3 separate regions of the Homo sapiens genome follow, and all the other regions are linked to region 1. A link is a loop called in an ENCODE intact Hi-C map of the cell type or tissue named here. Cell type or tissue: heart left ventricle. All regions are shown on one strand. Each heading gives the region's core, and the rest is flanking DNA. Links, peaks and the distances in the headings are about the cores only. Region 1 has its middle 12 kb from the start of LINC02185. Region 2 overlaps ERCC4 (ERCC excision repair 4, endonuclease catalytic subunit). Region 3 has its middle 38 kb from the start of ERCC4.

Evidence for each region. Hi-C counts contacts between places; a loop is a spot of excess contacts. Peaks named below come from ENCODE experiments on the same cell type or tissue, not always from the same donor. Only the 100,000 strongest peaks of a DNase experiment are listed, where the experiment ranks them.
Region 2: a loop joins it to region 1, with 2.3 times the contacts of the local background. A loop is called at or near these places in 23 of 110 quality-filtered maps.
Region 3: a loop joins it to region 1, with 1.8 times the contacts of the local background. A loop is called at or near these places in 24 of 110 quality-filtered maps.

The regions. Positions count from the first base shown.
Region 1 is chr16:13,998,375-14,008,868 of GRCh38, reverse strand. It overlaps a transcript of MRTFB not described here. Among named protein-coding and RNA genes, the nearest start is that of LINC02185, 12 kb to the left of the region's middle. In heart left ventricle, for the core only: a CTCF peak has its summit at 5,361; DNase peaks (open chromatin) are centred at 4,358 and 5,398; H3K4me3 peaks cover 740 bases; H3K27ac peaks cover 2,916 bases.
Region 2 is chr16:13,933,655-13,938,654 of GRCh38, reverse strand. It overlaps ERCC4 (ERCC excision repair 4, endonuclease catalytic subunit), which reads right to left. Exons shown (of 11, transcript NM_005236.3): 7 at 4,353-4,463; 8 at 2,912-3,509; 9 at 797-889. Among named protein-coding and RNA genes, the nearest start is that of ERCC4, 16 kb to the right of the region's middle. In heart left ventricle, for the core only: a CTCF peak has its summit at 3,025; no DNase peak of the experiment used is centred there.
Region 3 is chr16:13,952,925-13,963,418 of GRCh38, reverse strand. No RefSeq gene overlaps it. Among named protein-coding and RNA genes, the nearest start is that of ERCC4, 38 kb to the right of the region's middle. RefSeq lists enhancers at 5,610-5,729, 5,543-6,742 and silencers at 5,830-5,889, 5,910-5,959, 7,200-7,269. In heart left ventricle, for the core only: no CTCF peak of the experiment used is centred there; DNase peaks (open chromatin) are centred at 5,438 and 5,898; H3K4me3 peaks cover 1,297 bases; H3K27ac peaks cover 1,574 bases.

The DNA.
Region 1 (10,494 bases), core at 3,150-8,149:
ACTATATAACATTGTTGAAAGAAACTAAAGAAGACCTAAATAAATGGAAAGACATCCCATGTTTATAGATGGAAAAGTTTAATATTAAGATAGCAAAACTTCTCAAATTGATCTACAGATTCAATGCCATCCTTTCAAAATACCAGCTAACTTTTTTGCAGAAGTTAACAAACCAATCCTAAAATTCATATGGAAATTCAAGAGAATCAGAGCAGTTAACCTTCAAAAAGAACAAAGTTGGAGGGTTCATACTTCCTGAGTACTAAAACTTAGTACAAAGCTATAGTAATCAGATACTATGAAATTGACATAAGGACAGACATATAGATCACTTGACTAGGCTTGACAGTCCAGAAATAAACCTTCACATTTCTGATCAATTGATTTTCTACGAGGCAGCCAACACAATTCTGTTTTAAATATGGTGGTAGGACAACGGAGTAGCTACATTCAAAAGAATGAAGTGAGACCCTTAACTCACACCATAAACAAAAACTAATTCAAAATGGATCAAAGACCTAAATGCAAGCATTAAAACTATAAAACTCTTAGAAGAAAACATAGGAGGAAATCTTCATGACCTTGGATTAGTCAATGGATTCTAAGATATGATACCCAAAGCATAAGCAACAAAAGAAAAAATAGAAAAATTGGACTTTATTTTTTTAAGAGATGGGGTCTTGTTATGTTGCCCAGGCTGGACTTGAAATCCTAGGCTCAAGTGATCCTCCTACCTCAGCCTCCTGAGTTGCTGGGACTACAAACATGTACCGCCATGCCCAGCTAAATTGGACTTTAAAATGGAAAACTTTTGTGCTTCAAAGACGTCAAAAAAGTGAAGACAACCCACAGAATGAGAGAAAATTTTCACAAATTGTATATCTGATAAGAGACTTGTGCCTAGAATCTATAAAGAATGATTACCACTCAATAATAAAAAGACAAATAACCCCATTAAAAACAGGCAAAGGATCTGAATAGACGTTTCTCCAAAGAAGATAAATAAATGGCCGATAAACACTTGAAAAGATGCTCAACATCATTTGCCATCAGGGAAAAGCAAATCAAAACCATGATGAGATGATGAGATACCACTTCACACCCACTAGGGTGGCTATAATAAAAAAGACAGATCGTAATAACTGTTGGCAAGGAGGTAGTGAAATTCGAACCATCATCACACATTGCTGGTGGGAATGTAAAGTAGCACAGAGCTTTGAAAAACTGTTTGGCAGTTTCTCAAAAACTTAGAGTTACCATATGACTCAGCAACTTCCCTCGTAGGTATATAGAAGAGAAATGAAAACATATGTCCACACAAAAACTTGTACATGAATGTTCATAGCCGTATTATTCATAATAGCCAAAAGTGGAAATCACCCAAATGGTAAACTGATGAGTGAATAAATAAAATGTGCTTTATACATATGATGAAACATTCTTTGTCAATAATGAAGAACTGATCCCTGCCGCAACATGGGGGAACTTAAAAGCATGATGTTAAGTGAAGGAAGTCAGATTCAAAGGTCCATGATTCCATTATAAATGGCATTCCATCTGTGGAATTCCATATATGGAACGTCTAGAATAGGAACACTTCCTTTCTATAGAGACAGAAAGGAAATTAGGAGTTGCCAAGAGAGGATGGGGAGACTGGTGGGTGATGGCTGAGAAGGTGGCCGTGTTTCTTTTTGGGGTAACGAAAGTGTTCTGAAATTGATTGTAGTGATGGCAGTACAACTCTGAATTTACTGAAAGCCATTGACTTGTACATTTTAAATTGGTGACTTGTACGGTGTACGAATTACATCTCAATAAAGCTGGTTTTCTTTTCTTTGTTTCTTTATTTTAATAGACAGGGTCTCACTCTGTTGCCCAGGCCGGAGTGCAGTGGTGCGATCATAGCTCACTGCAGCCTTGAACTCTTGAGCTCAAGCAATCCCCCCACCTCAGCCTCCCAAGTAGCTGAGACTATAGGCATTTGCCACCATACCCAGCTAATTTTGTTTATTTTTTGTAGAGATGAGGTCTTGCTATGTTGCCCAGGCTGGTCTTGAACTCCTTGGCTCAAGTAATCCTCTTGCCTTGGCCTTCCAAATTGCTGGAATTACAGGCATGAGCCACCACACCCAGCTAATAAAGCTCTTTAAAAAAAAAAAAGTTGCATATGGATACATACAACATATCATTTATATGAAAATATTGAAACATGCAAACAATACTATTGTTTAGAACACATACAAGGGCAGCGAACGCAGAAAGACATGCATGTGGATTATAAGGGCACAAATGGTTAGTGCATGAGAGAGACACAGGCTGCTTCAACTATAATTCTAACGTTTCTTTTTTTTTTTTTGAGACAGAGTCTCACTCTGCTGCCCAGGCTGGAGTGCAGTGGCGTGATCTCAGCTCACTGCAACCTCTGCCTCTGGTCAAGCGATTCTTATGCCTCAGCCTCCGGAGTAGCCATGATTACAGGCGCGTGCTACCACAACCAGCTAATTTTTGTATTTTTTTTTTTCTTTTGAGACGAGTTTTGCTCTTGTTGCCCAGGCTGGAGTGCAATGACACAATCTCGGCTCGCTGCAACCTCCGCCTCCCGGCTTCAAGTGGTTCTCCTGCCTCAGCCTCCCAAGTAGCTGGGATTATAGGCATGCGCCACCACGCCCAGCTAATTTTTCTGTATTTAGTAGAGACAAGTTTTCATCATGTTGGTCAGGCTGGTCTCGAACTCTTGATCTCAGGTGATCCACCCGCTTCAGCCTCCTAAAGTGCTGGGATTACAGGTGTGAGCCACCACACCCGGCTAATTTTTGTATTTTTAGCAGAGATGCGGTTTCACCATGTTGGCCAGGATGGTCTCCAACTCCTGATCTCAAGTGACCCACCCGCCTCAGCCTCTCAAAGTGCTGGGATTACAGGCATGAGCCACCACACCCAGCCGTAACATTCATTCTTAAGCTTGGCAGTGGAACATGATATTATCCCACATACCTTTTCTGTTTGCTTGAAATTCTTTGTGAAATAATTTCCCAGGCATTTTCCAATGCTGCAGAAACTGGACATGTGTATTTGATGGATGAATTGGGGGACTGGCCTAAGGGGGCCCTGGACTGGAAAAGCTGGTCCCTTTCAGGTTCCCCACACTCAATAAAACATTTCCTGTATTGAATCCAGCAATCTCTGGGACCATCTCCGGAACATGCTTTCCCATAGTTGGTGTTCTGCAGAAAATAGTACGGCCTTTGCAACCATCCAGACAGCCCTGGTTTGAGTCCCCGCTCTGCCCTCATTACCAGCATGGCCTCTCAACAATTACTAAATACCTCTGGGCTTTACTTTCCCATCTGCTAAATGGGAATCATACCACCTGCTCCTTGAAACTAGTGATGATGGAATGCAGAAGCCCTTGCAAGGTGCCTGGCTTCCCCTGCCTGCTGAGGACGAGGCTCTCACTCTCTGCTGAATCTTTCTGGGTGATGCAGGTTGTACTGGACCCTACATTCCTTTGCACGGTGTGTGATCGGCCATCAATCAGTACTCCCTGAGTAGAACTGACTTTAAGAGCCTCAACTTCCTTCCTCCCTTCCTTACTACTTTGAAAAGCCAAGGGAACCAAAGGCTTCTGAAGAGAGCTCCCTTCATTACTTTAAAAAACAAAGAAATGTAGAAATAAGCTGGCTCTGTCATTCTCCATGGATCGTTTTTGTGTTCTCAGCTGTTGTTCATCAGTTCCTGGAGGCTCACAGGGCAGTGCCAGCCCCCAGGGGCCAAGGAATGGGATGATGGTGTGTGAGGATCTGGATGTAGCCTTCCCACCTCCAGTCATGCAGGCTCCTTCAGCCCTTCCTGGAGCACAGAGAGTTGGATGCCTTGGCCCAGGCCCTTGGCAGTGAGATTTAGTCCCTGCTGATTGCAGCCCAGCCCCTGGGGGAGAACCGGGCCTCAGAAACTGAGACTGAGATCCAGGTGGACAGATGGGAGCTGGTTCTATGCTGACCAGGGTAGATGGAAATGCTGACTGCCCAGAGGAGCTTCTGGAGAAAGCTGTCATGGAGGTAATTCCAGTGACTGAACAGAACCCAGGAAGTGCATTCTCTGAGCTTTGGGCCCTGAAGCTTCCTCTTCCAAATGTCAGTTGCAGCACAGAGCTCAGCACTCGGCCATTCCTTCACTCCCTCTGGGACTTGGCTGGTTTGTTTTGGGAAGGTTGCAGTCCCTGTGTCTGGCTCAGGTCTCAATGTCATCCAAAGTCTTTGTGGCCAATGGGAAAGGGAGCAGGGAGACAGAGCCCCATGGGGCCCCGTGGGCTGTGTCCTGGCCATCCTGGCCAGTGGGGGAGAGCCTGATCATGGTGCCCCTGAATGTCCCCAAAGGAGGTCAGAGCACAGGCCTTCTTTACGCCACTTCCACCCGACCCACAGTAACCCCACCGTGACTCCCTGCGGTTGCAACTTAGCTGAAAAGCGATACATCATTCTAGCTTCACCCGTGGACCTCTGGGATCCCTTGAGGCCCCATCTGTTCAGTGCCTGACCCTGATTAACCTGTGGTCCTTCTGGCCTAGGGCCTGGCATCATGGAACAGGATGGGCGGCTTTGGGAACCAAGGGAAAAGTGACAGTCCATTCCCTCCACCCCGGTTACTTGTCTGCGGTCCAGCTAGCCATTCTCCCATCCACTGGATGAAGGTCCTACAGAAATCAAGGTCCGGGGCTGCCACCAAGCCTTCTGGCTTCTCCAAGGAGCTCCTGGGGCTCATGGCTTGCTGTCCACAGTCCCTGCCTGCCTCCCACCAGTCCTCCATTCTGCTGCCAAAACCACCCAACGAACCCTCAAATGCAACTGTCTCACAAACCCGCATTATGGACCCTGCTTGGCTCTCCTCCACAGACTGGAGGCCCACAGATGGGTTTTTGCTTGTCCTGCATTGAGATTTTTAAAAATCTGGAAGTTGCCCAGGTTCCCTTGAAACACCAGTTGGCTGGAGCTAGTGCAAGGCCTCCTTAGGCAGGTACTTAGGGAACAGTCCTCACCATTCCCTATCGTCTCACATCCAGCCTCATTCCCTCATGAAATGCAGTGTTTGGTGCCTGCATACTTTTGAGTTTCCCCCCTCTAGTCTCCAGGCAAAGGCTATTGTAGCATGGCAGGGAGGGAAGGAAGAAGGAAAGAAGTGTAGAGGAAGGAAGGAAGGAAGGGAGGGAGGGAGGGAGGGAGGGAGGGAGGCAGGCAGGCAGGCAGGCCGGCCGGCCCCAGCTCTGCTGGTGAATGCAGAGGGGCTCAAGCAGTGGTCTTCCCTGCCAGGACCTACGTGCATGCTCTGCAGAGCAGGCTGGGAGACGCCTCTGTCGGGAACTGCCATTGCACTGCTGTGGCTCTGGGAGCAGCAAACTGCCTGGGGGCTGTTCTCTGATTTCCAAACCACGGCAGGGAAGAGCACTGTGAGCGTGCGGGGGTGGAGGGTGGAGAGAGACAAGAAAGCAGGAGCAGAGGGAAGTGGAAGGGGCAGAGGCGTGCTGCTTAGCAACCGCGGAAGAAAATTTAGAGAAGTGACAGGACCATTTCTCCCTGTGCCTGAAAGGGAGGATTAAAAAGAAAGAAACAAAAAACTCGTCACACGCCTACACTTGCTCATCTTGTTGTGGCGGCTCTCGGAGTGTTGGCTGGAATTCACAGGGCTCCTCTGCAAGGGAGGGCCATTGTGGAGGATGCCTGGCCAGCCACGTGTGATGTGGGAAAAGCTACAAAAAACTACGTCCTCAATAGCTCAAGGGGGACCATCTTTGTGGCCCCTCAAGGGGAGGGAGTGAAGCCTTGCAAGAAAGATGTAAGGACACAACCTCACCTGTCTCATCTTTTCTCTCTCTCACTTCTTCCTCCTAAGTCTACCAACATCTAGAGAGAAAGGTGTCGGAGTCCTGTTCTCCATCTTTCTCCCAGAACCTCACGAACAGCCCCAACCCCATTCCTTCCTCCCCACCGAGAATTCTCTGTTGCTTTTCTTTCTTAATTTGATTTTCTCTGGCTCAGAATCGAGATCAAAAGAGGAAATTCTTTCCAGCCTTTTAGGAATAATTCCCAGAATCTCCCCCTGGAAATGCATACGTAATTACCATAATTATTTTTAAAGAAATCTTTCGTGTTCTCTTACCCGCTTCTTTTCCATCTCTCCTGCAGGCTTGGGGAGGAGGGGAGAGAGAGGAAGCTTCAAGAGTGTCTTTGTGGTTGCTGGTTGACCAGTATAAACGGTATTTACACATTTAGAGTGGCAGACTCACCAGTACGTGAGAGAATTGTCGATGATGCAGGCAACTTACATGAAATGTACCCCTCCAGCATTCAACGCAGCAGAATCACCTAGTAGAAGTTATTCTCTTTCTAATTTGTTTTCAGTTGTTTTAATTTCATCGAGTCTCAAGTTGGTGCTAGCCTAGGTCATTAACACCTCCCGGACACTTGCTAACCTTGCCTTTTTTTTTTTTCCCGGACGGAGTCTTGCTCTGTCACCCAGGCTGGAGTGCAGTGGCATCATCTCGGCTCACTGCAACCTCCGCCTCCTGGATTCAAGCGATTCTCCTGCCTCAGCCTCCCAAGTAGCTGGGATTACAGGCACCCCCAACTTTGGCCAATTAATTTTGGTATTTTTAGTAGAGACAGGGTTTCACCATGTTGGCCAGGCTGGTCTTGAACTCCTGACCTCAGGTGATCCACCCATCTCAGCCTCCCAAAGTACTGGGATTACAGGTATGAGCCACCATGCCTGGCCTAATCTTGCCTTTTAGCAACCATGACAGCACCAGTCTTCAGGCTTACAGCGAGCGAGAGCAACCAGCTATCTTTTAATCATAGTATTGCTTTTGGTTGTATTTATTTTCTACAGACCATGAGAGGGGCTTTTTGTTATGGCTGGTTCTTTTTAGAGGAAAGACAAATAATGAATCAGTAATAATTGAGTTGGAACAAGGATACAGTGCCTCATGGCAGAGGCCTGAAAAAGAGCCCAGATTTCCAGCTCCTATTCAGCGAAGTGGGTTCCCCAGGTGGCAGGCTGCAGATCAAGCTTGGGGAAGGTTCTGGTCTGAGGTCAGTGGGTCCAGCTGGTCAGCAGATGGCAACGAGGGAACTTTGGATGAGAGTTGTTGTCGGAGCCCGCCGGCCTGGTTTTGCAGCCTGCTTGAAGCCCGTCTCTTCCCTGGGATGACAGAAGCCAGTTCATCAGTGTTCACCGTGGGACACGAGGCTGAGGAGAGTGGGTGGCTGCTGAAGTCACCTTTGCTTCTGGCGGCCAAACCTGATTTTGCTCTGGGCGATCATTGTTCACTACTCTCAGATCTGGGTTTGAGCAGACTGGACCCACCTCGGGCCATCCGCGCTTGTCTTCGTTGCTTTGGGTACGGTGATGGGTTCTAGATGGGTAGTGAGATGCAAAGAGGCTTTTTCTGGGAATGCTGGGGCTGGATCTTTCCCACTGGCTTTGAACCCAAGAAGGGGAGATGCCAGAACCCCTGTATCCCCTATGAGGAGGGCGCTCACAGCAGATAATGGAGCCGAGAAACCCAATCCTGATGGTATCGGTTCCATCCTGGATCCAGCTGTGCCCGAAGCTAGGCTCTACCCTTGGCCGCCTTTGGAGCTACCCACCAAGCCAATAAATTCCCCTTTCATGTAATCCAGTGAGGATCAGTGTTTCGGTTGCTTGCAACCACAAGCGTCTTAACTGATGAAATGGCTCATTGCAAATCCTTGGCCACTGAGAGAGAAAGAACTCAAAGGGCAGGTACTGCGGACATGGGTGAGGGACGTAGTCGCTATACCCATACACCAGCATAGGAAAAGCTGTCATTGTCACAGGAAGCTCCAACATTTAGATGATCATGTATCAGGCACAGGCCAAGGGCCTGGCATGCAATGGTTTATTTAATCCTACGTTGGTTTATTTTGATCACCATTTTAAAGATTAGAAAACTGAGGCTCAGAGACCTTCTGTGGACCTCAGTGGCAGAGCTGGGTTGGGTTCCTTGACACTGTGTCGTCCCAGCCACCCTTCTGTAGTAAGCAAGTAGGTGGCTCACTGGCAAATACAAAACTCAGACACTGTGTGATGGGAAGGGGGACAAAGGGGACAGAGAGGTGTGGTTGTCAGGAGACACACAATGATACTTGTGTCCCAGGTGATGTGAACGCCACCCCCAGGAGCTGTGTGTACCCAGCCTGGATGGCTGTCCACAAGCCCTGCAGAGAGGGAATCAAACTGCTTTTACTCCTGATTGAAGATGGAAAGGCAGAAAAGGCCCTGGCTTTAGATCAGAACACATTAGCACTAAAAAGCTGTGTGATTTGGGGAAAATCATTTCATCTTTCCAAGCCCCACTGCTTTTCCCAACTGGGAAATGGGGAGACCCCGGCCCTTGACTCACTCACCTCACTGAGCTCCTGGAGCATCAGATGTGAAAGGTGATTTGCAGGATAAAAAGAGGGGCTACGGGATGGAGGGGATCAATCCCTTGACTTGCCAGCGGTGAAAGAGCAGGTGTAGACAGATAGATGTAAATCAATGACCTATGCGTCCTCCTCCCCCGCCGGGGGCTGGGAAGGGGCAGTCCAAGGGGTGACCCGAAAGGAACCCTTCTGTCCCCGAAGCAGAGAGAGATAACTGTGAAGCCAGAGAAGCGAGTGCTGCTACAGGCGCTTGGGAGTTTATTTTTACCCTGTTATCTCTATCCTGAAATGTCAGGCTTAGAGCCGCCTCTCTCTCTCTCTGTCTCTCCAGCCCCCACCCCAATGTGGCAACGCAGCCTGGAAACAGGCACCCTCTCCTCCTCTGCTTCCTCTGCCTTTCCATGAGAGTCACAGTGCTATGGTGACAGGAGGCATGGAAACACTGAAATAGAGAAGGGGGAGGCGAGACCATTTATTTGGGTCCTGGAACAGGCTTACTTCCTCCTAGAAACTGAAGGTGCAGAGGAGGCCCTCAGTGTTGTTGGGTGCCTATTGCAATGTTTCTATCATATAGGCTCTTTATGCAGCAAGGAAACCCCACTTACATTGGCTTATATAATAAAGAGCATTTAACTGGTGGAGGCCACTAAAACCTCCAGCAATAGGCCTGGCTTCAGGCGAGGCTCGATCCTGGGGCTCAATGGCTTCACAAGGACACAGCGTTCTCCATCTCTCGCTCTACCTTCTGTGGTGTTGGCTTCATCCTCAGGCACCATGCGATGCTCCCCCACAGCCCCTAACAGTTCCAGAATCTTCCCCATGGTCACAAATGCCTGCAGTGGTTCTAAACTTTGCATCTTTATACTGATGGCTCCCATGCAAAAGAGAGAAAGCTTTTTTTTTTCTTTCTTTCTTTTTTTTTTTTTTGCCAGAAGGCTCTAGACGATGTCTTCTTGAGTTTCACTGGCTCTGACTGGGTTCTGTGCCCATCCCAGAGCCAGTCACTTTGGTGTGGAGATAGGAAGTGAAAAATATTTCTGACTAGCTTGAGCCAAATCCTATTCCCAAGAACAGGAAAGCAGTGGCTTCCTGAAGGGCATTGTCCCCAAAAGGAAAGAAATATGCTGAGCCACAAGCAGCGACCTGTTATATGGTTTATTCATTTTGCAGTTTCATCCTCTCCTACCCAGGAAAGCCTCTGAGGTTAGAAGTGACTGTTCTTTTTTTTTTTTTTTTGGAGACAGAGTCTTACTCTTATCTCCCAGGCTAGAGTACAGTGACGAGATCTCAGCTCACTGCAACCTCCACCTCCTGTGTTCAAGTGATTCTCGTGCCTCAACCTCCCGAGTAGCTGGGACTACAGGCACATGCTACCACGCCTGGCTAATTTTTTGTATTTTAGTAGAGACAGGGTTTCACCATGTTGCCCAAGGTGGTCTTGAACTGAGCTCAGGCAATCTGCCTGCCTCAGCCTCCCAAAGTGCTAGGACTATAGGTGTGAGCCCCCATGACCGGCCTTTTTTTTTTTTTTTTTTTTTTTTTTTTTTTTTTTTTTTGAAACAGAGTCTCACTCTGTCACTCAGGCTGGAGTGCAGTGGCATGAACATGGCTCACTGCAGCCTCAACCTCCCAGGCTTAAGAAACAGGCCAATATTAATTTATTATCATTTTTCTTCCTTCTCCTTGTTCCTCCTCCTCCTTCTTCTCCTGTCTTCTGTCTTCCTTCTTCCCTCTTCCTCTTCTTCCTCTTCCTCCTTCACCTTCTCTTTCCCCTTCTTCTTCGAGACAGGGTCTTATTCTGTGGCCCAGGCTGGAATGCAATGGTGTGATCATAGCTCACTGCAGCCTCAAACTCCTGGGTTCAAGTGATCCTTCTGCCTCGGCCTCCTGAGTAGCTGGAACTACAGGTGTGCAACTTCATGCCCAGCTAATTTTTAAAAATTTTTGTAGAGGGTCTTGCTATGTTGCCCATGCTGGTCTTGAACTCTTGACCTCAAGAGATTCTCCTGCCTCCCAAAGTGTTGGGATTATAGGCATGAGCCACTGTGCCTGG
Region 2 (5,000 bases), core at 1-5,000, 67 kb after region 1:
CCATGGTCTCTGCTGATCTAACTTTCTCTGGCTCAGCTCTGTGATGCCCCATCCAGCACTTGCCCTGGCTTCTGAGGCCCTTAGAGATTATCTGGCCCATCTTCCCACACCAGGCTGCAATCTTCTTGACAATATCCCTGGTAGGTGGTTATCAGATTTATCGAATGCCTTCAGGGCAAGAGGTAGCCAACCAGTTTGTGAACATCTCACCATTTTCCTTTCGTAAAATGGAAGGGCATTTTCTACTTGGATTTGGAATAGTACCAGATACTCATTCTTAAAAACATACACGTGTATGTCCAGACAAACAACACACTTCCTAAGAAATATTTTCCCAGAGTGATTCTATTGATGGTGATCATAATTGGCTGTGTTGTAAAAGCATTTCCCAATAAACGGTAAAGCAGCCACCCACCCAAGGACATATTGTGCATAAGGCAGGGAGGAGGGAGATTTACTAATGTATTTCTTAGAAAAGCAGTATTTTAGCTATATTTCTCGTGTTTTATCATACTGCTTCACAAACAAAAAAGCAGTTGTCTTTGTCACATTTCTAATATTCTATTAAACAAACCACTGAAAAGCAACTGGAGATGAAGGAAGAGACGGGGAAGAGAAAAAGGAAGTATGTGCTGAGATCTACACTGGAGGACAATTCAGACCACAGGTTTATCTCAATGTGATCCTCTCCAACGTCTTCCTTGCCCTATCCTTCCTGAGCAGGACTATCTGATATTCCCCCATCCAGAGGTTTCCAATGTAGTTGGGGCTTTCATACTGATTTTCTATGTATTACCTTATGAGTTTTTCAAAAGCTTCCTTTTCTTTCCGCAAAGCAGTGAGATAGCGTTGTTCCTCAGTTGAACCTCCGTATATAAGAAAGTAAACCCTGCATGTTAAGACAGAACTTTTAGGTTGGAAAAACAGCATTTTTAATCCCTGAAAGGAACAGCAGAACATGTGAAATCAGCAACCTAGAGCGCTCAAATAACAAATATTTGACTAAGAATCAAAGGTTTCATTTATCACACACTAGCTCAAATTAAGCTGCCTAAACCCCACCTGTTAAAGGTCTCGTTACCACACAGGGCATTTTTTATTTTCTTTTGCCAAAAGGAAGAAACGAGTTTAGGTAAACACTGAAATATAACTAGAGGGATAGAATAATTCTCTCCTCATAACTATAAACAAACAGAAAAACACACAAATTTTAGAGGCTTCTCCAATTCTTTCTTTGTACCTCAGCCAAACAATCATTTAAAAAGTTGGACAGTAGTTATGAAAACCAGCCTATGAACGTTTTTTTTAATTCATGTCTTAACAGAATACAGCGGTCACACATTTTATATAAATACATGGGCATGGAAGACGTATGGATTACATCAGGCATCTCAAAGAATAATTTGATCTACTTTCTCTTAGAAAAGTCCTGGTTTTTAGGCTGGGCACGGTGGCTCACACCTGTAATCCCAGCACTTTGGGGGGCTGAGGTGGGAGGATCATTTGAGCTCAGAAGATCAGCCTGGGTAATATACTGAGACCCCATCTCTACAAAAAAAAAAAAAAAATTAGTTGAGCATGGTGGCACATGCCTGTAGTCCCAGCCACTTGGGGCTGATGTGGGAGAATCACGTGAGTCAGGGAAAGGGGGAGGTGTTGAGGCTGCAGTGAGCCATGATTGCAACACTGCACTCCAGTCTGGGCATCTGGGCAAGACACTGCCTCAAAGAAAAAAAAAAAAAGGAAAAAAAAAAAAGGCCTGCTTTTCCATCTTGTTTGTTGCTAAGAGAGCTGAATTAAGCACCTCCTCTGTCCCTTTGCTTCACCTTCAGTCAAAGCTATTTTCCTTTTTGAGCCTTGGTTTTTCTTTTAGCTGTTATCTTCCTAGATGATAATTCTTTGAAGTGTAAACAGAGAAAAGATCATTGGGTGATGAGTCAAGAGACTCAGCTCTCCCACGGATGTGTCATGTGGCCAAGGCCAACTCAGTCACCATTTCTGGGCCTCAGTTTCCCGTTGATAGAGTAAGTGGTTGAACTCCCAGGTCCCTTCTGATTCTAACATTTTGCTCCCAAATACCACACTATTCTGTTCTCAGGCAAGAAAGAAGCTTGGTGTACATAAGCTATCTACAAAGTTGATCAACAGCACGGTACAAAAAATTTACCAGCCTATAATTATTTTACCAGCCTCATCTAATCTCTTCATCCTGCATTATTTCTGATCCAGCTCCTCCATTCATCTCTACTCTGAAAGGCTGTGTTAGTTAAAATGCTAGGGGAAGGTTTCTTTTGGCTCCGTTTTTGGTTCAGACTGAGTTCAGGATATTAATTTTGCTGTTTATTTCCCCTCAGATAATTGGAAAGCCAGAACACTATCTTCTTTGGGAGGCATCATTTTCTCATCTGATATTTCTGTAGATGTTTCATCTGATATATCTTGAAACTCAAGAAAACCTGGTACAGTAATTCCCCCAACACTTTAGTTTTATATGGATGTAATTTAGAGTCATTTCTTAAAATTTATAGGAAAGATATTTTAGAAGATTAAAATTACTTAGCCGAGTCACAGTTATATTAACTTTTGTTAGAAATTAGAATATTATGCATTTCCCAGACTTTTTCAGATACAGTACCCCATACGATGCAAACCAATACCCAAAGAATAAAGGAGAGAACGCACAGCAGCACGTAACGAGAACAAGAGCAGTCCCCTTGGTTTGTTGTTCTGCTGTGATACTTGACATCCTTCCTATCCAACTTCCCAGATTCATCAGGAAGCAAAATAAGGTTTCATAAACATAAGCAGCATCGTAACGGATATTAAAGAAAACTAACATGCAACTGGTATAGTTTCTGGGTTAAATCCTAAAGAACTGTGCAACTGAAAGCTGTGATTCTTTATAACTTGCCTCAGAGGTTTCCCAGGCCTACTCGCCCTGTAAATTTCAAGCTGCCGAACAAAGGTTAGCTCTGCGTCATAAAGAACCACGTATCTTGGCTCCACTTCATGTAGTACCCTTGTCAGAGCATAGGGGTCGCTGCAACCCAGAAGCGGATGGATGATAGTGAGGGGTTCTTTCAGGATTCCGAAAGCAGCATCCGATGACAAATTTACATCAAATTCTTCATGCTTAATTTCTTCCGGGCAGCTTTCTGGGCTACTGCTTATTTCTCGACGATATCCTTCCTCGACATCTCCTTCCTCTTCCAGTTCTTCAGGTTTTCCTACCATTTGAGTTAAGGTCAACTTCCGTTTTTTCTTTTTGAGGGTTCTTTCTTTGGTAGAAGCCCGTTCTTTGTTTTGGGGGTCTTTAGGTCTTTTGTGAGATTTCCTAATTCTCTTTGAACTGTCTTCCTTCCTAAATTTCATCCAGACTTCTTCAGCTTTGCTATCCTTCTCAAAGGTTTTCCTGTAGAGCCTCAATAAGAAGGCCTCCGCTCCAAGAGTGATATAGTCTCTCAGCTGGGAACATGTTCGGTCATCACTTGCACAAATCAGTACTTGACCTGAAAATAGAAAACAACATTATGTTACTATTACCTCACTTGTCCTCCTAGTTTCCCTGTGCCCCCTTATTCCTTCACCCGAAGGGAAGACATCTTACCCTTTGGTATTAAAGATCCACAATTTACAAACTATTTAAAAAGGGTCTTAGGTATTGATCAAATGCTTTCTCCTCTCTGGCAAGATTACTTAAATCTTTTCAGTAAAGTTGAAGCCAGACTATTTAATCTTATGAAAGTACAACTGTGGTGTAATTGGGGCTTTAAAGAAGTTCTTTTTAATTAATATTTTTTTCCAGAGGATCTCATATATGCCTAAATTAATTCCAAATGGATTTTTCCTCTTTTGTGAATTGTGTTAGTCTCCTCTGCCAATTTAGACAATGTCTTCAGTTTGTACCGGCTCATTACATATTGAAGTAATAGAAGAGTTGAGGCTTTTTTGGAAAGATACTTGGCTGAGGATATAAAACAGGAGACCCATTAGTTTATTCCTTGGGGATTCCAGATTTAAAGCTTGGTGAATATGTGTAGAGATTAGCTCAATCTTTAAATAGAAGTTCTAAGAACCCAACTAGTTTAAAAACCTGCTTTCATGAATATACAATGATTCAACCTGGAGAAAACAACATCAAACGAACAGAAATGAGGTTGCCACTAGGATCTCAGTGTTCATTTGCCATTTATTTGTCTACATTTTATAGATAAAATAGCAGTGTTTTAAAATAGAGACAGGGTTTCACCATGTTGGTCAGGCTAGTCTTGAACTACTTTTAAAGAGCTAATTAAATCAGGACTCATTTGATAGATTTTGGAAGCAAATGTTTTCATCTCCTTTTTTCCTACCTGGACCACCAAGAGCTTCACTCTCCTTATTTTCTGCCTCAATTTCTTTTAATACTTCAGTCAGTGCCTCCCACTTTGGGTTGCTTTCTAGGACCAGTTCCTTTTTTGTTTCTGTAGAGAAATAAAAATATCTCATTCTATGTGATAATATTTACCCATAAAGTCTTCCAAAGGCTTTTAAAACAACAGATAACACGAGCATCAGTACATATGCCCATTTATTTAAGCTTTCTTTATAATGTTAGATGGAATCTGCTTTCCTGAAAAAGATCTACTTAAGGTGTAAATGAAAGATACTTCAAACCATTAATATGGCTTTCAAAATGCCTTGGTAGAAAGTTATATGCATGGTCACTAATGAGAGACCATTCTGTGTTAGTTGTTTCTGTGACACTATATATAAGCAGCTATACAAAACAAAGGCATCGGTACACAATGACAGTATTTACTATTTCTAAAATCCCCATGACTTTCATAATCCTGAACATGGATAAAAGTAGACAACAATTAAATTTTTTGTTCCTATACGCATTCAAACACAAACACATCAATAATATATTCAATTAAGTTTTCTTTAAAAAGATTTTTTTTTTTTAAGACGAAGTTTCACTCTTACTGCCCAGGCTGGAGGCAATGGCATGATCTCGG
Region 3 (10,494 bases), core at 2,939-7,938, 45 kb after region 1:
GACAAATGGAATCATATCAAGTTAGAAAGCTTCTGCACAGCAAAGGATACAAGCAACAAAATGAAGAAACAACCCACAGAATGGGAAAAAATATTTGCAAACTACCCATCTGACAAGGGATTAATAACCAGAATACTTAAGGAGTTCAAACAACTTCATAGGAAAAAAAATCTAATAATCCGATAAAAAAGTAGGCAGAATACCTGAATAGACATTTCTTAAAAGAAGACATTCAAGTGGCAAACAGGCATATGAAAAAGTGCTCAACAGCACTGATTATCAGAGAAATACAAATCAAAACTATGATGGAATATCACCTCACACCACTTAAAATGGCTTTTTTTTTTTTTTTTGAGAAGGAATTTCACTCTTGTCACCCAGGCTGAGTGCAATGGCGCGATCTTGGCTCACTGCAACCTCCACCTCCCGGGTTCAAGCGATTCTCCTGCCTCAGCCTCCCAAGTAGCTGGAATTACAGGTGCCCACCACCACTCCTGGTTAATTTTTTGTATTTTTAGTAGAGATGGGGTTTCACTATGTTGGCCAGGCTGGTCTCGAACTCCTGACCTCGTGATCCACCTGTCTCGGCCTCCCAAAGCGCTGTGATTACGGGCATGAGCCACTGTGCCTGGCCTAAAATGGCTTTTATCCAAAAGACAGGCAACAAATGCTGGCGAGGATGTGGAGAAAAGGGAACCCTTGTACACTGATGGTGGGAATGTAGATTAGTACAACTACTGTGGAGAATACTTTGCAGGTTCCTCAAAAAACTAAAAGTATAGCTACCATATAATCCAGCAATTGCCCTGCTAAGTATATACCCAAAAGAAAGGAAATCAGTTTACCAAAGAGACATCTGCACTCCCATGTTTATTGCAGCACTATTCACAATAGCCAACATTTGGAAGCAACCTAAGTGTCTAGCAACAGGCAAATGGATAAAGAAAATGTGGTACTTATACACAATGGAGTACTATTCAGCCATAAAAAAGAATGAGGTCCCATCATTTGCAACAACGTGGATGAAATTGGAGGTCATAATGTGAAGTGAAATAAGCCAGGCACAGAAATACAAACTTCCTGTGTTCTCATTTATTTGTGGGAGCTAAACATTAAGACAATTGAACTCATGGAAATAGAGAGTAGAATGATGATTATGAGAGGCTGAAGAGGGTAGTGGGGAATGGGAGTGAGACTGGGGAATTGGTACAAAAATATTGTTATATAGAATGAATGAGGGCTGGGCGTGGTGGCTCATGCCTGTAATCCCAGCACTTTGGGAGGCCGAGGCGGGCAGATCACGAGGTCACGAGTTTGAGACCAACCTGGCCAACATAGTGAAACCCCGTCTCTCCTAAAAACACAAATTTAGCCGAGTGTGATGGTGGGAGCCTGTAACCTCGGCTACTCAGGAGGCTGAGGCGGAAGAATCGTTTGAACCCGGGAGGCGGAAGTTGCAGTGAGCTGAGATACTATTGCACTCTAGCCTGGGTGACAGAGCGAGAATCTGTCTCAAAAAAATAAAATAAAATAAAATAAATAAAAAATAAATAAAAATGACGAACTAAATGAATGAGAGCAGGTCATGCATGGGTCCGTGATGTGTTTGATAAACCAATAATTATAATTATTCTGATTCTAGGCACTAGTGGCCCAATTAAAAACAAAAACACCTATCTTAAACAAACAGTAGTGTATGATAAAAGAAACAAGATGATAAACTAGAGGAAATGCCGGAAGCTCAAATCTGGACTACAGATGGAAGACTCAGTTTGAAGGGATACATCAAAGGTTTGGAGCCCCAGCAAAAAACCACATCACAAAAGCTTCTCCAGGTCAGCTCTCAGGAAAACATTACAAAGATCTACCTGGAACATGTCTTTCCTTTTATAAACCTTTTCTCCCATTTCAAAACTGCCCTCTGACACCACTCCTCGAAACCGGCGAACAGCCTGAAGATCCGAACAGCTGAGGACATGGGTTCTTTGCTTTTCAAGACGACTGAACTTTCTCATCTGTTCGACTTGGGCTATCTTTTTCCTACAAGGCATTAAATGTGAAATAAGCCCTTGCTTGGCAGTCTGCCATGGAGAAGTATACTCTTACAACTCCTGTAACCTATGCTCTTAGCACCCAGAACTCTGTAATACAGATCACAGTGCTGTGACGCTTTGGTCATTTCCAGGCAATGAGTGTTATTTTCAAAAAAATATATCTAAGGAGTACTTTACTGTAATTCCATCATTACAAATACAAAAGCTGGCTTTGCTTTTTGCACTCTTTAAGACTTGGAGAAAACTACAACTTGTAACTCCAAACTATGGGCTGGGCTTTTCTCTTCCGGCACACAGAAGACGCTTCATGAATGTTTGTGGAATAAACTGACATTGTTTTCCAAATAATAATTTTTAAGACCCCGAATGTCAAGAGAAAACACTTGTTGAATGAAACATTCTTCCGATAGATCATATTTACATAGCAGAAAATGACCTACAAAGTATGAATGTATATTTATGGAGGGATGTCAAAGGAATTGTTAAAATTTGGGACTGTCTTTGGAAATTAAGGACATGTGAGATCAGCCACTGTGGCAAGGACACGCCTTCAAAATAGGTACAGAATCCAGAGGGTCAAAAAATACACACACACAAACACTACACATACAGATTTAGTGACAGTGACTGAGAGGTTAGGAGATTCAGAAAAAGACTGCCTATATTAATGACCCTCTTGTTTGTTTATTTGGAGACTGAGTCTCGCTCTGTTGCCCAGGCTGGAGTTCAGTGGCGCGATCTCAGCTCACTGCAACCTCCACCTCCCGGGTTCAAGCAATTCTCGTGCCTTAGCCTCCTGAGTAGCTGGGATTACAGGCGGCTGCCACCATGCCCAGCTAATTTTTGCATTTTTAGTAGAGACGGGGTTTCACCATGTTGGCCAGGCTGGTCTCAAACTCCTGACCTCAACTGATCCGCCTGCCTCAGCCTCCCAAAGTGCTGGGATTACAGGTGTGAGCCACCGGGCCCAGCTGACCCTCCTATTAAGATGGCAAATTCTCCAAATCACTTGCGTATGTTGAATTTGTTTGCCAAAAGATGGCAGCAGGAAAATGCTGGCCTCACCGAGACTGAAGGGAAAATGAAAGAAATAATTAATTCCTTTTGGATGAAGTCAGCAGTCAAAATGAAAGACCTTTCCCGCAAGGTTAGCAGTCAGAAGTAGATATTCCAGAATATCTACAGCAAGAGGAAGGAAAAGCCTCCTTTCCCATCATTAAGGGCATTTATCTGAAATAGAGAGAGATCATGTACTTTTCAGAAGATCATAAGCAAGTCCATGCATGGATACACGTTCATATTTTCCCACTTGAAGTTATTTACATTAAAAAAAAAAATCCGGGCCACTCCACCCTCATGGCTGCCTGCTCTTCGATTAACCTGGCTTGCCGAAAGACTTTGTTCTTTCTTTTGTGCCATCTAAGCACACACGTATTCATTTCTCCCTAAATTAATTTGCTCCCTGGTGTGCTGGTTTCCAAGCTTTAAGTCATTTCACGTGTGTGTGTTTTGTGGCCACAGCCCAATGGCACAGCTCTTGCATGCTGTCATGCTGTTGGCTTGACTCAACTTGAATTTGCTGAAACCTGAAGGCAAAAACAGCCTTCTCCTGTCCTGTGGCCGCCTGGGGTGGGGTACCTTGAAGGTGCTTCTTTTTCCTTTGCTACTAGGTTGGTGTAAAAGTAACTGCGGACAGGGCACGGTGGCACATGCCTGTAATGCCAGTGCTTTGGGAGGCTGAAGTGGGTGGATCACCTGAGGTCAGGAGTTCGAGACCAGACTGACCAACATGGCAAAACCCCGTCTCTACTAGAAATACAAAATTAGTCAGGTGTGGTGGCACATGCCTGTAATCCCAGCTACTCAGGAGGCTGAGGCAGGGGAATCACTTGAACCTGGAAGGCGGAGGTTGCAGTGAGCCAATGTTACGCCATTGCACTCCGGTGTGGGCAACAAGAGGGAAACTCTATCTCAAAAAAAAAAAAAAAAAAAAAAGGAATTGAGGTTTTTGCCATTGAAAATAATGGCAATAACTGCAATTACTTTTAAAAAATGTTTTATTTATTTTTTGATTTTCATTTTTTTTGAGACGAGTCTTGCTCTGTTACCCAGGCTGGAGTGCAGTGGTGCGATCTCGGATCACTGCAACCTCCTCCTCCTGGGTTCAAATGATTTTCCTGCCTCAGCCTCCCAGGTAGCTGGGATTACAGGCACTGGCCACCATGCCCGGCTAATTTCTGTATTTTTAGTAGAGATGGGTTTCACCATGTTGGCCAGGCTGGTCTCAAACTCCTGACCTCAAGTGATCCACCCACCTCGCCTCCCGAAGTGCTGGGATTACAGACGTGAGCCACCGCTCCTGGCATAATAACCACAATTACTTTTGCACCAATCTAATACCCAACAGCTCCCCCACCCTCCTCCAAATTTGTCACAACCTGGGTTTCACCTATCCCGACTGCCTTCATTCCCTTTTACCTAGTGAAATACGGAGTTGAGTAAAAATAAATGTTACCTACTAACACACACTCTGGGAGTCTGAGATCAGCATTGGATGCTGTGACCTCATGATCCCTTCAGGCAGGTACTCTGTGTGTGTTTGCACCCAAATACAAGCAATAGATCGGTATGGATGGGGAAGGGAGGAGGTAACACTGAACTTCATGATAAATCATAATAATAATTAACCACCACGCAGGATGACCAGTGCTCTCTTCATTGTTGCGTCAAAGGCCACCAGGCTATCTACGCTGATACTGCTCAGCTCCTGGTGTTGTGGGTCACTCCCTATAAATTCCCTCCTGTTTCATTCTGGCTGCTGGATGACTCAGTTTCTTCTTCTAATATTCTGTCTGTATCTTCCCTTCTTCTAAGTGTAGGCATTTTTAGCATTCTGTTAGTCGTTTACGGTTTCTTTACCTTAACCACTTACTTATTCAACCAATGTCTTCAGTTCTCATTTCAATGCAGGTGCCTACTACATCTTTTTTTTTCCTGCTAAACTATGTTTCTTCTAAAAAATATTTGAAGTATAATTTATATACAATACACTGCACATATTGAGTGTATGCTTTTATGATTTTGACATCTATACATTGCAAAACCATCACCGCTAAAATTACAAACATTTCTATCAATTCCAAATGAGTTTCTTTGTGAGCACAGCCAATTTTTATCCTTACTCTGGAAGCTCTATTGGTTTCGAAGGGATGTGACCTGATGCAGAAGCCCAGGGCTTAACATGGGGTCACTGATAATATTCAAGAAATCAACAGAACTCTACTCAAAAATCTACCTCTTTCTCAGGGGGAAAATTCCCAACAAGACTTGGGACTTCAAGTCTGACTCATGCTGTGTCCTGGGGCGCAGACTCGGGCTCTGATAAGAGGAAGTCAATCTGTCCTCTATTTGTTTATAATGAGTCATGCTCGAAGTCAGGCATCTAGTTTTTGTCTCTCCTCTGTCATGGTTAGGCAAGAATTGGAGGAAGATACACCCCAATTCGGAGTGCAGTGATCCTTAAAGTGTCCGAGGGCTCCAGTGTAGTTCAGGACGTGGGACTTAATGGGGACCCCTACCAATGGAGGCCGGGAGCACCAAGTCTTGGAGTTGAGGTCTACCTTCCTCCCACATCTCCAGGGCAGATGTTAGTGAGTTACAGATTTATTTGCAAGAGGAAAGGGAAAAGGCAGCTGAGTTTTCAGTAAGTCCTTGAGTCCTGTCCACTCTACCCCCTACCCCCATCTATTAGTGACAGAGGGCGGCATGAGTCACAACTCTCAGCCCAAGCCCACACTGGAGCAATTAACCACATAATTGCCTCAGTGATGAACCTTCCCCCAGCTGCAAGCCGCCCCCGGGGCAGCGCTCTAGGCTGTGAGCCAACAGCCTTCAGTTGCATGAATTGTGAAGGCCTGGGTTTAAACAGCCGAAGTTGCAATTCTTTTAGCCAATGCCTTCTTGGCTCCAATTTAAAATTCTTATACATGAGTCCTGATGGGAGCATGGAGGATGTTTCAACTAGAATTAATGTCACAATCAAGTCAACATAAAGTAGATTTATCTGCTGTTTCCATGCATTGCAGCAAAGTGCTCTGTTCTGAGAACAAATTACCATAGCAACTCAGCCGCCCCAGTTACAGTAAGCTCAGTACGACCAAAATAAAAATCCTTACCAAGTTGTAGGATTGGCGAGTGAGAGTTGCTGAACATCGACTTTCAGTTTCCAGATGACATTAGCCAGCATATATTTTGGTTTTAAAAAATCGCTGAAAGGGAGGCTTTAAATAATAACAAAATTATAAAGCCAGGTTACAAACAGAGAGGGGTCCTAGGCTGTTCCACCGCGAGCTTAAACACAAGCAAACTTCAATGCCAAACAGCAGCGTTTTTTTGTTAAAACAGAAGGCTGCCGAAAAGGCTCATTACTACTTATCGTGGCGTGCCCATTCCGTTTCACATGGTGGGGAGCATGATCAGGTTGATGCTGGTCTTTAAGAAGAAGCAATTCAATACAAAAACAGGTTTTCTGTAGGTGTGAAAGGAAGAAAAGCAAAACCACGTTCGTTTTTTTCCCTCCACCCCCATCCCCCACAATACTAAATTTTGGTTCTGCCTAATTCTCTGTTCTCTCTCTAGTGCCTTCCTTCTCCCACTTTGCTCTGCTCCCTCATCCTGATCACCAACAAGCAAAATCGCCCCTCTGTTCAGCCTGCCCATCCTCGTTTTCTTCATCCTCACCACCCCCCATGGCTTCCTCAGACCCCCAGGCGGGCGTGTGCCCCTAGGTCTCCTGGACACACCACACAGGATGACCAGCGCTGTCTTCATTGTTGCCTTGAAGGCCGCCAGCGCTCATACGGCTCAACTCCTGATGTTGTGGGTCACTCCCTTGAAATTCCCTCCTGTTTTCATTCTGGCTGCTGGATGACTCAGTTTCTTCTTCTAATTTTCTGTCTCTATCTTGCCACCTCCTAAGTGTAGGCATTTTTAGCGTTCTGTTAGTCGTTTCAGGTTTCTTTACCTTAACCACTTATTTATTCAGCCAATGTTTTCAGTTCTCACTTCAGTGCAGATGCCTACTACATCTTTCTTTTTTTCCCCCTCTTTTGACACAGTCTGTCTCTGTCACTCAGGCTGGAGTGCAGTGGTGCAATCTCCGCTCACCGCAACCTCAGCCTCCCAGGCTCGAGAGATTCTCACGCCTCAACCTCCCAAGTAGCTGGGACTACAGGTGTGGACCACCACGCCCGGCTAATTTTTGTATTTTTAGTAGAGATGGGGGTTTCACTATGTTGACCAGACTGCTCTCGAACTCCTGGCCTCAAGTGATCCGCCCACCTTGGCCTCCCAAAGTGCTGGGATTACAGGCGTGAGCCACCACGCCCAACCCCTACTACATCTTGTATTGAGACTGTCCCCTGGCTCTCTGCTATCTCAAAATCAACCTGATCAAAACCGTACTTCTCCTTTCCCATCAAAACTGTACTTCTCCGTTTCCAAATCAAGTCCTTCTCTAGACTTTAACTTTTCTCTTCAACAGTCTCATCATCTCCTGAGCCCAGGCTTAAAAAGTAGGCATTATTTAGACTCTTCCCGGGCATACATTTCATTTGCCACCTTCCAAAGATTGTCCTTCCTTCCATTTCGAAAGCTGTCATTCTAGTTCTGGCCTTCGTTACCTGTTGCTTAGATTGTTACAACAGCTTCTGAGGTGGTCTTTTCACCTCCAATCCTCCCTTCTAGACAGCAAGGTCTGGCAGAAAGATGACAGGTTTTGGAGTCTGAATCTGCAATGTCCTTCCACTGTGGCTTTAGTCACTTAATCTCTCAGTATGTCTCTTTGTCTGTAAAGGTAGCATACACAACCCACATGGCACACTGTAAATTAATATTAGTTCCTTTCCATTTCAAAATCTCTACTGCCAGACCAAAATTTTAAAAGTCTTCTGGTTCATTTTTTCCTTAATTGAACATTCGCTTTTCTACTGAAATGAGAACTCCTCATCCTAGCCCTTAAGAGACTCCTACAATATGGCCCTCGTATTGCTCCTACTTAGCGTTCACAACTCCCTCTTTAAACATTATTCTATTTCCCATCTGTTTCTTCACTAATGTGGTAGACCGGGGCTGAAGTGCAGAGCCCTGCATCTGTCTGCTGAAATCCTAGCTGTTTTTTAAGACCCATCTCGAATTCTACCTCCTCTCTGAGGCTATTCCTGTTCCCTGCAGGGATATGACCTCTTCCTCTGACCTCAGGAACACTTCTATCTCTCTTGTGGATTTTTTATTCTTCCACCTGCTCATTTTCTGCCTCTGACTTCTCTTCACTGCAAGACTGAATGTCCCTCGATGGCGTGGACTGTTTGTTATAGCATCAAACCCAGAGAGAGCCCTCTGCCTTATGCACTAATGCCTGACGCTGAAAATAAACCTGCCTGGTCACGCTTCTCTTGGTCTACTAAACTGTCTTCTCTCCTAAGCTTCTGTTGGGTGTCACCCTTCCCAGAAATAAAGTTGCACAGGGAGGCAAATCTTTTACTCAGTTAAGAGGACTCTTTAATTGACACCAAGTTCTGGAACTCATAATTATAGGAAAGGGTCCCTAAATATTACCATCTCAAATATGCCATACTACCATTTTATTAGACCTGGTTTATTTACTATTTTCATGAAACCAGGAAACTCTTTTATTTAAAATCTTGAGTTGATTTTGTTTACCTTTCAGGCCTCAGAGAGCTGTGTTCTTCTCACGTAGAAATATCTTAGTCACACAAATAGATCTTTGGGATTATCAAAAATTCCTTTTCTTTCTCATTCATGAATCAGCCTCTTTAACACTGATAGTCAACGGCTACACAGAAAAGAAACTTAGACTAAATATTCAGCTGAGCTTTTGTAAACGGAATGAGGATGAGTCCATTGAAAAATGCCAGCATCTTAAAATTTGTAGTTCTTAAAATTAATATCTAATCATAGTTTTCAATGTTAATGTATTAGTACGTTATACTTCTTACATATTTAAGAAATATATATATTTCTTGATTTTATATATATACATGTGTATATATATTACCCTCTTCTATTTTATAACTTTAGGATGCATGAGGCTGGAAACAGGGTTTTATCATTATATGGGAGCTTCAGGAGCTCATGCTGGCAATACCATTATAAAGGACAATTTTCAAAAAGTTAAAACCATAGGCTGGGCGCGGTGGCTCACGCCTGTAATCCCAGCACTTTGGGAAGCCAAGGCAAGCAGATCACCTGAGGTCAGGAGTTCGAGAACAGCCTGGCCGACATGGCGAAACCCGGTCTCTACTAAAAATACAAAAATTAGCCAGGCGTGGTGGTGCATGCCTGTAATCCCAGCTACTTGGGAGTCTCAGGTAGGAGAATCGCTTGAACCCGGGAGGCGGAGGTTGCAGTGAGCCAAGATTGCGCCATTGCACTCCACCCTGGGTGGCAGAACGAGACTCCATCTCAAAAAAAAAAAAAAGTTAAAACCATGCCTCTTATACAAAAAGAACAAAACAGAAGTCAAAGATTTTATTTGACTCACTCAATGAGGAAATCATTAAGACTGGTTCAGAAGAAAGTCAAGGACCTGGAGATTTGGAATTTGTTGGTCAAAGGAGTGCAGAAATACGTTTGTGAAAAAATGCAAAACTGGTTAATGCTACACTAGGCAATGACCTTTGCAATGCAACTGGACAAGAATCATTTGCATGGCCAACAGTTTTATTTAAATTAACCTCTATTCTTATGAAGTTGCAAAATAGCCTTCCTAATCAGTGACCAAGAGGCATATGGCCCTAGAAAATCAGAGGCAGCCTAGGCAACTGCTAAATATCTAGCTCTACACAGAGAGGAAACTCAGTATTATTGTATCTAAGTTTTACATACTTCCTTTTGACACTTTAAGAGAGATATAAAAACATACCAATTTGCAGGCCGTGCATGGTGGCTCATGTCTGTAATCCCAGCACTTTGGGAGGCCGAGGCAGGCGGATCACGAGGTCAGGAGATCAAGACCATCCTGGCCAATATGGTGAAACCCCATCTATACTAAAAATACAAAAAATTAGCTGGGCGTGGTGGCATGCGCCTGTAATCCCAGCTACTTGGGAGGCTGAGGCAGGAGAATCGCTTGAACCCGGGAGCCGGAGGTTGCAGTGAGCAGAGATCGCACCACTGCACTCCAGACTGGGCGATGAAGTGAGACTCCGTCTCAAAAAACAAAACAAAAAACCAATTTGCATTTTCTATGACATATTTCTATGACATATTTGTAATCAGATACATAGAAGTGTACAGAAATGTTTCCCACTACCCCCCATAACCCCACTATTTCATTATGGGCTGTACATCAAGGTATCAAATCATGGTTCCACCTTGAGCAAATTACTTAGCGTCTCTGTGTCTCAGTTTCATCATGTAA